Regions from separate parts of the Homo sapiens genome. Here regions 1 and 2 are each linked to region 3. A link is a loop called in an ENCODE intact Hi-C map of the cell type or tissue named here. Cell type or tissue: ascending aorta. All regions are shown on one strand. Links, peaks and the distances in the headings refer to the core of each region. The heading gives the core; the rest is flanking DNA.

The links. Hi-C counts contacts between places; a loop is a spot of excess contacts. Peaks named below come from ENCODE experiments on the same cell type or tissue, not always from the same donor. Only the 100,000 strongest peaks of a DNase experiment are listed, where the experiment ranks them.
Region 1: a loop joins it to region 3, with 2.4 times the contacts of the local background. A loop is called at or near these places in 2 of 110 quality-filtered maps.
Region 2: a loop joins it to region 3, with 4 times the contacts of the local background. A loop is called at or near these places in 2 of 110 quality-filtered maps.

Annotation. Positions count from the first base shown.
Region 1 is chr16:87,066,223-87,070,115 of GRCh38, reverse strand. No RefSeq gene overlaps it. Among named protein-coding and RNA genes, the nearest start is that of LINC02181, 10 kb to the right of the region's middle. In ascending aorta, for the core only: no CTCF peak of the experiment used is centred there; a DNase peak (open chromatin) is centred at 1,621; H3K4me3 peaks cover 1,493 bases; H3K27ac peaks cover 2,230 bases.
Region 2 is chr16:87,276,545-87,280,437 of GRCh38, reverse strand. The region is part of intron 3 of LOC101928682 (a long non-coding RNA gene); the gene reads left to right. Among named protein-coding and RNA genes, the nearest start is that of C16orf95, 39 kb to the left of the region's middle. RefSeq lists an enhancer at 890-1,395. In ascending aorta, for the core only: a CTCF peak has its summit at 1,634 (motif pointing right); a DNase peak (open chromatin) is centred at 1,627.
Region 3 is chr16:87,125,994-87,128,493 of GRCh38, reverse strand. No RefSeq gene overlaps it. Among named protein-coding and RNA genes, the nearest start is that of LINC02181, 69 kb to the right of the region's middle. In ascending aorta, for the core only: no CTCF peak of the experiment used is centred there; DNase peaks (open chromatin) are centred at 853 and 1,303; H3K4me3 peaks cover 1,844 bases; H3K27ac peaks cover 2,500 bases.

The DNA.
Region 1 (3,893 bases), core at 543-3,042, 59 kb after region 3:
CGAAAGGAAAGCAGAATTTCAGTTTATTTAAAGTGATCTTGTCACTGCACTCAGCGCCATGGGACATTAGCGTAACAAATAAAAATGAATGAGAATACAGTTTAAACAACTTGGCTTTCATTGTCGTCACTGCAGCAGACGCTCCAAACACCCCTGTCTTTGCTGAGATCAGTCTCAGAAAATGTCCTCCGAGATGGGACCCTGCACGGAGTGGCCTCAGGTGGGAGGCAGGAATAGCTGCGCATTGGTGCGAGTTTTTTGTTTTGTTTTGAACGTTGCTACTTTCTGAAAGTCTTTTCCCAGGAAATACCAAACTGGAAGAGAACAGGCGAAGAAAAAAAATCCTATCATTTTAGCAGTGAATTTTTTAAATTACTAGACTTTATTTTTTAGAGTAGTTTCACATTTACAGAAAAACTGAGCAGAAATAGAGTTCCCCTCTAATCCTCCCCATGCCCCTATTATTCTCGTCTTGCATTGGCGTGTTATGTTTGTTACAACCCATAAGCCAAAATGGATACATTATTATTAACTAAAGTCCACAGTCTGCATCAGGGTTGACTCTTGGTGTTGAATATTCTATGGGTTTGGACAAATGTAAAGAAAATGTAAAGAAAAATATCCAGCCCTAGAGTATCATACAAATAGTTTTGTCACTCTAAAAATCCCCTGTAGTGGTGACATTTTAAAGCAACTTAAAAAAAAAAAGGAACAGTCCCAACTTTCAGAGCTGCATAAAAAGCCCAGGAGTTGGATGCCTGATGAATACACAAGTGAGGACCGACTTATTCCCATCAGTGCTCGGCAAGGACCTGAAACATGGCTGCGGTAGAGGCACTGCACCCAGAGGATAGAACACGGCTCAGGAAGGGAGCAGAGGACAACATGGGGACGTCTATAGAACATATGAGTGCATATATGTACATATGTACACGAAGGGACGGCCTGTGGGGAGGTGTGTGCTGGCCCATTGGGTCGGGCTAGACTTTCCTTTCTCTGCTGGACTCAGGAGGCAGCGGTTGTGGGTGCCGGGGCTTGTTGATTCTGTGGGTGCATTGCCACATCCGTGACCGTGCAGCGGTGCCAGCACTGAGGCTGGCGGGCACCTACGCAGGAACCAGACTGAAGGCAGAGCCCCTCTCCTGCGCGTGCTCTCACCGACGCGTCTGGCACTGGGCTGTCCTCCCTTCCTGTGCAGGGACACTGCAAACACAGGCCTCCAGCCGCCTTTGCCCGGGGATCCAGAGATCATAAATTGCTCTCTTGCTTTCTGGGGGTCCAAGGTGAGTAAGCGGGTGGCCTCGTAAAGTCCCGCGGACAAAGCGGGTTCTTATGTCCACACAGCAGTGGCCTGCGGGACATGGCCACTCACGGCTCCGGGAGCTATGCGGCCGCAGCTCCCACTAGCCAGTGTCCTAAAATAGACGCTCACAGGCCCTGGTTGGTTCCAAAGTGTAGGGTCCAGAAGGTATTTGTGTATAAAAGAAACCCTCTCATGCCTGTGTGCGCTTGATTTATTTGCTCTAATTCATGATCCTTCACTTTCTGAAAGGCAGGCGCTGGATGAGATTCCTGGGGGCTGACACATTCCCCTCCCCGACCTCGGACGGCTGGGGCAGGATCCCTTTTGTGCTCCAAGTTGCCGGGAAGACAGGCCTTGGCCACTTTCCTCTCGCATTCCCTGGCTTTGGTGTTAAATAAGATGAAAAAGCACTAATTTGTAACACATCCCTGTGGGCTGTTGTCGCATTTGCTCGCTGATCTGCCCAAATCAGACATTAGCGGCGCACGCAGGGTCTTCTTGGGAGCTGCTCCTGGCCTCCCATATAATTCTGAATATACTCAAAGACGGTTCACTGACTGCGCTCTCCTGCATTTATTCTTCCAGCTGAAATTTTCCTGACTTTTTTCCCTCTCATTTTATTAGGTTAATAAAACTTGGTTTTCGAGCATTTGGCTGCCCCAGGAGGGCCATCGGCCCCATGTCCAATTCATCAGGCGCTAATGAGTGGCCTCGCAGGCCCCGGCCCTCCAGCCCCGAAGCTCTCCGTGGCTCGTAAAGGGGAGGCCCACGGGCTGTGCTGTATATTTTGTCTGTTGGTTTCCCAAATTCTCTCGCCAGCTCGACCGTCACTTTTTGGGATTTATTTGAGGCCGACAGCACCGTCAGGGAGCTCCTCCGCAGCCGGACCCTCCTCCCTGGCCCGGGCTCCACACACCCCACACACTCAGAGCCGTAAAATAAAGTCTGCAATAAAACGAAATAGAAATGTGTCGATGCTGCATTTTAGAACATTCCAGCAAAAGGCTCTGGGAAATGCCTTCGTTTACATTAAAGAGGGAAGCTCCGTGGGAGCAGGGGTAACACAGTCAGAAAAAGGGCCTCTAGGAGGAAGACACGACCTGGTGTTTCAAATAAATAAAGTAAAAATAAAACGCAGTCGGGTGTGCGCACGCATGAAATCTCTAAACTCTTTCTGCACGTACATTTATGTCGTCCCTGGTTTATTTTTTTGGCATTTTAGGGAAAGACCAGTGAAAGAGAAAAGTGTATGGCGCCTGCCTTCTGGGTCAAGGAACTGGGCTCTGTCTCCCTTCTAGAACATTCTTGTTTTCTCTTCCCCCACGGGTACACCCTCTCTCTCGCTCTCTCACCTTCACCAAGCTGTCAGCTCCCTGCTAGCCCCAGGCGTGGGGTTGTGTCAGCCACAACACGGTTGAAAACTAGAATGTGAGCAGCCAAGAGCCCGGGGAGTATTCACTGGCGCAGTGGCCTAGGACCCGGAGAGGTGGGCGGGGGAGACGGCCGCTAGGTTATTGGGTCCCCGAATGTCCACGTGGCAGCTGGCCTTGTCAGCGTTTGTAACAAGTGTCCTGGTCCCTCTCCTCCACCTTAAACATCTAGAAAACGCCTTGCCTTCCCTTGCACTCCACCCGGGCCTGTGCCACCGCTAATAAATCACGCCCCAGGCCTGCGGCTCCAGGGAACGTTACCTTGCCCCCCTTGGCGCCTGCCTTGAGCATGGAGGGCTCTGCGCATTCTGCATGCAGCAAAAGGAGAAATGCCAAAGCCGCCTCAGACGGTTCTCCTTTGAAATTTTCAGCACCGTCCTCCGTGTGGTATTGTCCACTTGGCCCCCACGCCAGGCAAAAGACTGTCCATACAATTGGCTGGGTTTGGGGGAAGTTCTTTGGGTCCCTAGGACATGAACAGGCAGGGTGGTGGCTCCCAGGCTGTGGGGGGCATAGCAGGGATCACTGCCCCTCTGCTACGGGGTCCTTGCACTTGTGGGCGAGGGGGATTCTAGGGCAGTCTCTGGGGTCACGGGGACTGTTCTCTGCCTTGGTAGAGGTGAAGGTCCCCTCACCTTCACACGCTAAGGCCTGCGTGGAGATGCCGGCTGGCTGCAGAGATGACAGGGCACCTCTTCTGAGTCACTGGCCCGGCTGGCATCTCCTTCCTCCAACTGGAGAAGATGCCACACAAAGGGCGTCACTCTCAGTGGTGGCTCAAGATGCCCACGGCCCGGGATCTGCACCGCAGCTTCGCACACCGTCCGGGGTGCCAGGGAGGCCCTGTGTTGTTGGTGGCTTAGACGCTGCACGTGGGGGGCCCTGAGCAGCCATTTCCATGGGGGCTTGGATGGAGTCGGCCGGTTTCCTGTCCCTTGAAGAGCCTCAGCCCAGCCCTGGCTTTTCTTGGTTGTCTCCATTAAAGCTCTAGGTTCTCAGGGGTCCTTGTTCAGAATGTCCTACCCGGAGCCGGCCCTTCTCCCCCGCACACTCCTCTTAGTAGATTATCTTCTGAAAATATACTTTGAAGGGCTTTTGTTTTGTTTTGTTTTCCCTACTTGACACTCTTGAATAAAGTAGGCCATTTATCTTTCGGGCAG
Region 2 (3,893 bases), core at 543-3,042, 150 kb before region 3:
TATTTAGGGGCACCAGGGGTGTTATGTCTTGGGTATCAGATTTTTTTAAATTTTCACACCAGCTTATTTTTATCCCTGTTTTCCAGATGAGAAAACTGAGGCTCAGAGCCGTGAGATGCGAGCCGGGGTGGAGGCAGCTCTGCTTGGTGCCTCTTCTCTTGCTGGTTTGTGCATCCACGACTTACCTCTGCCCATCTGCTTGGTGTGAGCAGGTGCAGCTCTGTTCTGGTCCCTGGTGTAGCCCCTGAGCCTGGCTCAACTGCCTGCCCCATGACAGGAGCTCAGTAAATACCTTCTGCGTGAAGGGCCACCATGGAACTTAGCACAATTAATATCTTGGCTTTGGGGCTGAACCTTGGCTCAAATTCCAGCTCTGCTACTCAGAAGCTGTGTAACTTTGGATAAGTTAACTAACTTATCTGGGACACAATTTTTCATATCTCATTCCTATTGCATGGCGGTTATGCTGAAGATCTAATAACACAGGCTGGGCATGGTGGCTCACGCCTGTAATCCCAGTACTTTGGGAGGCTGAGGCGGATGGATCATCTGAGGTCAGGAGTTCGAGAGCAGCCTGACCAATATGGTGAAACCCCATCTCTACTAAAAATACAAAAATTAGCCAGGTGTGGTGGTGTGCACCTGTAATCCCAGCTGCTCGGGAGGCTGAGACAGGAAAATTGCTTGAACGCAGGAGGTGGAGGTTGCAGTGAGCTGAGATTGCACCATTGCACTGCAGCCTGGGTGACAGAGCAAGACTCCTAAAAAAAAAACAAATCTAATGACACAATGATGCGGATAAAGTGCTTACTGCAACACCTGGCCTGGCACAGAAGTGCAGTTCACATTTACTGAATGAATGAGTGAGCAGGTTAGTGAATGAATGAAAGGTTCAAGTGACCTCTACCTCCGGGGGACGCTAGCTTGCCCTTCAGCAGTATTTATCGGAAGTGCCAGGGAGAGATTTGCTTGGAAATTTAATTGAACAAATGATGCATCCCCATCATCTGTGTGCTTCTGCGTGTCCTTCCTGCTCTCTCTCCCACCCCGTGGAAGCTCCGGGCAGCAGCCCCTGCCTACCTCATCCGTGTCTTTCCCCAGCACACACACACTGTCACGCGCGGCCGGCACACACGCCTCCTTGCTGACAACTCCTCCTGTTTCTCTTTAGGACGTATTGGCTAGGTGTGTCCCGGTGCCAGGTCATACCCAGGGCACTGAGCGACTGTGGCTTCTGATTTTGTCTGCCCTGCACCTCTAATTTCTTCCCCTGTGGCCCCCCAATCTTGCTTATGGACGGGGCTCCCTTGGCTCGGTCATCCTCCTCCTGGAGCTCCCCTGGGCTCCTCTCCAAGGTGCTCCTTGCTCCCAGCTGCAGGAAGCCCGCATCCTCTGGCTCATGGGCCAGGCTGGTGGTGCCTGTCCTTTGACGGTGCAGCACCTGCACTCTCGCACTGCTGCCCGAGCCCAGTGAGGCCAGCCCACCCTGCTTTCCTTACGAGCACGAGGTACTCGTGCCCTATTGACTTCCTCTGCTAACTGGGACTGGAGAGGCTGGCAGCTCAGGACGTCCGAGGCGGCTGCTGGGTTCTGCAAGCCGGACACCAAGCGGGCGCCACATCTCTGCCGGCCAGGAGGTGGTGCTGTCCCCTGGTTTATGGCCCGAGGTGAAGGCAAGTAGAGACTCTCCTGCTTGTCCTGAAAATGCTGCCTTAAGATCAAGGGAAAACAATAGGTATTTGAGCCAGTTATCTAGAAGGAAAAATCAAATCAAATCAATGAGCGCAGGCCTCTATTCAGGTCCTGCATCCGAGCTTTGAGGACCCGTCTTAGAGTGAGGAAGGGACTTCTTTGAGCCCTGCCTGGAAATCCTGTGGGAAAGGATGGCAGGGCTGAGACTCAGGGCTGCTTTTCTGAGAGACGGAGACGGCAGCTCTGGGCTGTGCACAGTCCCTGCCTCTTGCCCAATGCCCCTAGGAAAGTGACGGGGCCACCCGAGCCTCAGGTCCTCACCTGAGAAATGGAGATAAAAGTTCAGGCGCCGTGGCATGGTCGAGGCGTGGTCGGGCTCCGTGGCGTGGTTGGGCGCCGTGGCGTGGTCGACGGCTATAACTGAGCCTGTGAACATGCGGCGTGGTCCTGGCCTGCTGCCTGGGACACCCCTGCTTCGACTGGGATGTTGGTCCTGTTGCTATGGTCAGAGACTGTGGGGGCTCTGAGATACGCTTGTCACTGAGAGGGGCTTTGTTGGAGGATGCAGCCCTCTTGATGTCTAGGGGAGTGGGCCTGACATTTATGGAGCACCTGCCGTGTTCAGGGACCAAGTGCACACAGATGAACACCCAACCCCGCCTCTCAGACTCACAGGGGTAAGCGTGTCCTGCTCCCTCTGGAGTTTCTGGGGAACGTGGGCAGAGTGTGGTCTCTTCTGTCCCAGGTGCGTTGGAGGAAATGACTTTTGAGCTGAGTGTTAAGGGACAATTAGGATTTCTTAGGGGGAAGTCGTGTGGGAAGGGCATTTGACAGAGGGAACAGCCTAGGTGGAGGTGTGGAGGCAGGAAAGCATCCTGCATGGCTGAAGGGCTGCGGGGCAGCCTGGAGGAGGAGGACAGGCGGTGTGTGGTGGGTCCCTGCAAGTGTGGGCATCGCCCTAGGCCCATTAGTGCAGGCTGGGGTGTTCTTTAAGCCAGGGCAAAGAAATCCCTGACAAGGAGGGACAAGTGCAGGCTGCGCCAGTGTTTGCTCTCCTCTGAAAAAGGGTGGAGGCCACTGGCGAGGTTCCAAGTGGCTTTTCTCAGAGCTCAGAGATCTCAGCCTGAAAGTGCAGAAAGGGAAAGAATCCTCAGATTCAGCAAATCTACTATTTATGTCTCTTCTCTTCCTGCTCCTTTTTTTTTTTTTTTTTTTTTTTTTTTTTTTTTTTTTGAGATGGGGTCTTTCTCTGTTGCCTAGGCTGGAATGCAATGGCGCGATCTTGGCTCACTGCAACCTCTGCCTCCCAGGTTCAAGCAATTCTCCTGCCTCAGCCTCCCGAGTAGCTGGGATTACAGGTGCCTGCCACGATGCCCAGCTAATTTTTGTATTTTTAGTAGAGAAAGGGTTTCGCCATGTTGGCCAGGCTGGTCTCAAACTCCTGACCTCAAACGATCTGCCTGCCTCAGCCTCCCAAAGTGCTGGGATTATAGGCGTGAGCCACCATGCCCGGCCTTCTGCTCCTTTCTTTTCATTTTTATTTTTTTTTGGCGATGGAGTCTTGCTCTGTTACCCAGGCTGGAATGCAGTGGTGAAGTCACAGCTCGCTGCAACCTCAACCTGCTGGCCTCAAACAATTCTCTGGCCTCAGCTTCCCGAAGTGCTGGGATTATGGGTGTGAGCTGCCGCACCCGGCCATTGCTTCATGGTTTCTCCCTCTGGTCTCAAGGCCTGGGTGTTTTTTCTTTTCCTCCGATGCTCTCTGCAGCTTCATGCTTGGGCAGGCGACTTGCGGAGCTGTTTTTGCTCTGGGTTCCTGGGCCTGGGGCCTAGGGTACCTCTGTCCCTCGGACACCTCAGTCTTATGCTCAAAGAACCACCCCTAGACTTCAGAGGCGGTCACGGGAGGTGGTCTTAGGCCCCAGGCCCCTTCCGATGCCTCCTCTGTGCTTTCTCCCGCCCGCCTGCGCCCACCACCCAGGCAAGGTTAAGTTTGTAAAAGCTCCTTTTGAATCTCCCAGAGTTTTATCTGGAGGGCCGTCTAAATCACTTCGGAGGCTGTTGGCTGAACTCAGTAAATAAACACAGGGAGCCCTGGGGGCACTGTGACTTACGGTCTCCTTGTCATTTACCCCAGAATGCACATCAGCGAACAGTGCCTGCCATTCTAAGGGGCTCTTTGACTCTGAACACACACAGAG
Region 3 (2,500 bases), core at 1-2,500:
GATAAATAAAAAGCCCTCTTTGTTTGGTGAAGCAGGGTGTGGAAGGGGCCCCAGTGGGGTTCTCAGAAGCTGGGTAGACTTGGTCTTCCAATCCAGGTGCTGATTTTCTGGCTGTGTTCCGTTGGTGACAACTCTTTGAGTCCAGTACTTTTCGGTATGAATATTATCCTCAATAAGATGTTTTAAGCAATCCATATGCACAACATAGCACAAGAACACCTTTACATCTGTGGAAACTTGTGAGGCAGGATAAGATACTGCCCGTCAGGGCTGGGAGCAGGGCCAGGGAGAGAGGGGCCTTTGTGAAGCCTCCCCGGGCAAGGGTCTCACATGGTCCAATGACGGCAACGCACCCAGAGTTGAGCGGTGAGAGTTAGTCTGTGCAGCCTCCTGCCCTGAAGCCCCAGAACAGGAAGGAAGGGGTTTCCAGGAGCCCTTGAGAAGCAGAGGCTGGGAGTGCTGTGGGGAGCTTCCATTTGGGTGAAGGAGGCACACATCACCTGGTCTCCTGTTGGTAACATTAGGATTCAGCCGTCAACGCTCAGCTGGCCAGGTGGAGCCCTCGCAGCTGCCCAGTGGTGGGGATGCAGGTGTGATGGGGTGGGGACCTGGCCTGACCTGGTGGTCTGGAGGTCTGACTACGATCACCAGGCTCAGCACTAATGGAGTGGCAAGAAAGGGTCTGGATGCCCTGCTTACAGCATGCTGTGACAGGATGTTTCAAGGCTGGGCTGCACGGCCAGGCTGAAGCAGAGGAGGCCCAGGGCTTCCACCCGCATCCTAGTGAGCCCAGCCCCAGCTGGCCGTGTCCTGATGGCTGTGCCCCTCCCCGGATGGCCAGTGAGCTGGGGCTGGGGCCGCCCGTGCAGCAAGTCCAGGGTCCCCCCAGGCTCTCGCCTTCCCCCTGCCAAGCCCACCTCTGGAGAAGGGAGAGAGAGCCCCCTGCTTGGGAGGTGAGAAGCAAGTTCACTCAAAACGTCAGCCTCAGCAGAGCCTCTGCCTGCCGGCCTTCTAGATAAACACGGTGGTGTTTAAAGAATCCATGGGGAGGCGTTTTGGCCTGAAGGGAGGGAAGGTTCCAGGCCTCACTCTGAGCTGAGCTGGGATCTACCCATTCCCAGTACAAATTAAAGCCGCAGTCCACCATGTCTGAGGACCATTTCCAGGTTCTTCCGGGGGTCTTGCAACGGGAGGCAGCCACTTAGCCAGTCCTTGACCACGACGGAGCGGCCTTTGGGGAGGCTGCTGGGTCCCCTGCCGGAACGTGGGACTTTATGGAAAAATTGAGCCCACGAGCACACGCAGAGGAAATTCCAGGGAGCGAGGCTGACAGGCTTGTCTTGGAAAGCAGCTGGTTACTTTGGCCCCAGCCCAATTCTCCCGCTCTCCTCTCTGCACTGCCCTCCCACTCCCCAACTTTGCTTTTTCTCCCAAAAGAAAAAAATAACGAAACCAGAGAGGCACAACGGAATCAAACAGAAAAATCCCAACTTAAGAGAAAAGCGACAAATCCCCAGGGGCATAAAATCACTAGGGCCTTCACAGGCGCTTGTTTGTTTGCTGGTTAAAGACTGACAGGCCGGCGCAGAGGGCCACCTACAAGGACCAGGGGCAGGCAAGTTAGAAGCTCCCATCTTCTGAGTCCTCACTACCTGCCAGGACTTTCTTTTTTCTTGAGGAGTAGCTCAGCACTCACGTTAAGTGTGGCTCAGTGAGTTATCCCACGTGTCCTGGCATGACCATGCCCAGGTGGCAACACAGCCCACTCCCAGTGCCCTTGGGCTCCCTGCTCCTCCCTCTCAGCCAGTGGCCTCTTGCAGCTAACTTTCATCCTCAGCTTTATATCCACGGACTCTTAACAGCATGATCCATTTCGTGTGGGCTTCTTTCACTTGCGACGTCTGGGTGGTCCCTCTGTATGGCTGGGGGATGGCAGGGGCTTGCTCTTTTCCTTTGCTGGGCAGAATTCCATTCTGTGAACGTGTCCAGGTCACTGTGCCCCTACCGGTTGATGCACATGTGGACTGTTTTCATTTTCTGGGTGCTCTGGATAAAGGTGCTACGAGCTTTCTTATGCAAAGTCTTTTGGTGACTGAGTTTGTTATATGTGTCTCAGCATCAAAACAGTTCCAGGACATGCATCCAATTGTCAACATCCCACCTCATAGACAAGAAAACTGAGGCTCAAAAAGTTTTCATGCCTGGTTCCAAGCCCCAGAGTCGGGAGCAGGGCTGGGATTCAAACCAGATGCATGTGATGGAGACCTGCGCTCTGAGCTCTTGGTAATGTCTGCCCAGGGCACAGCGCTTCAGCGGCAAAGTGGCCAGGTTCTCCAGGGTTTCAAAGTGCAGGAGATATGTCTGGATGGGGGGCCTGGCTCCTCCTCCTCGGCAGAGGGGCAGCTGCCTTATTCCGACGAGGTTTCGAGCCTTCCCTGCTCCCATCCTCTCTGAACCCCACCTAAGCCCCAGCTGTGCCCATATGGCTGGAGGGAGCCCC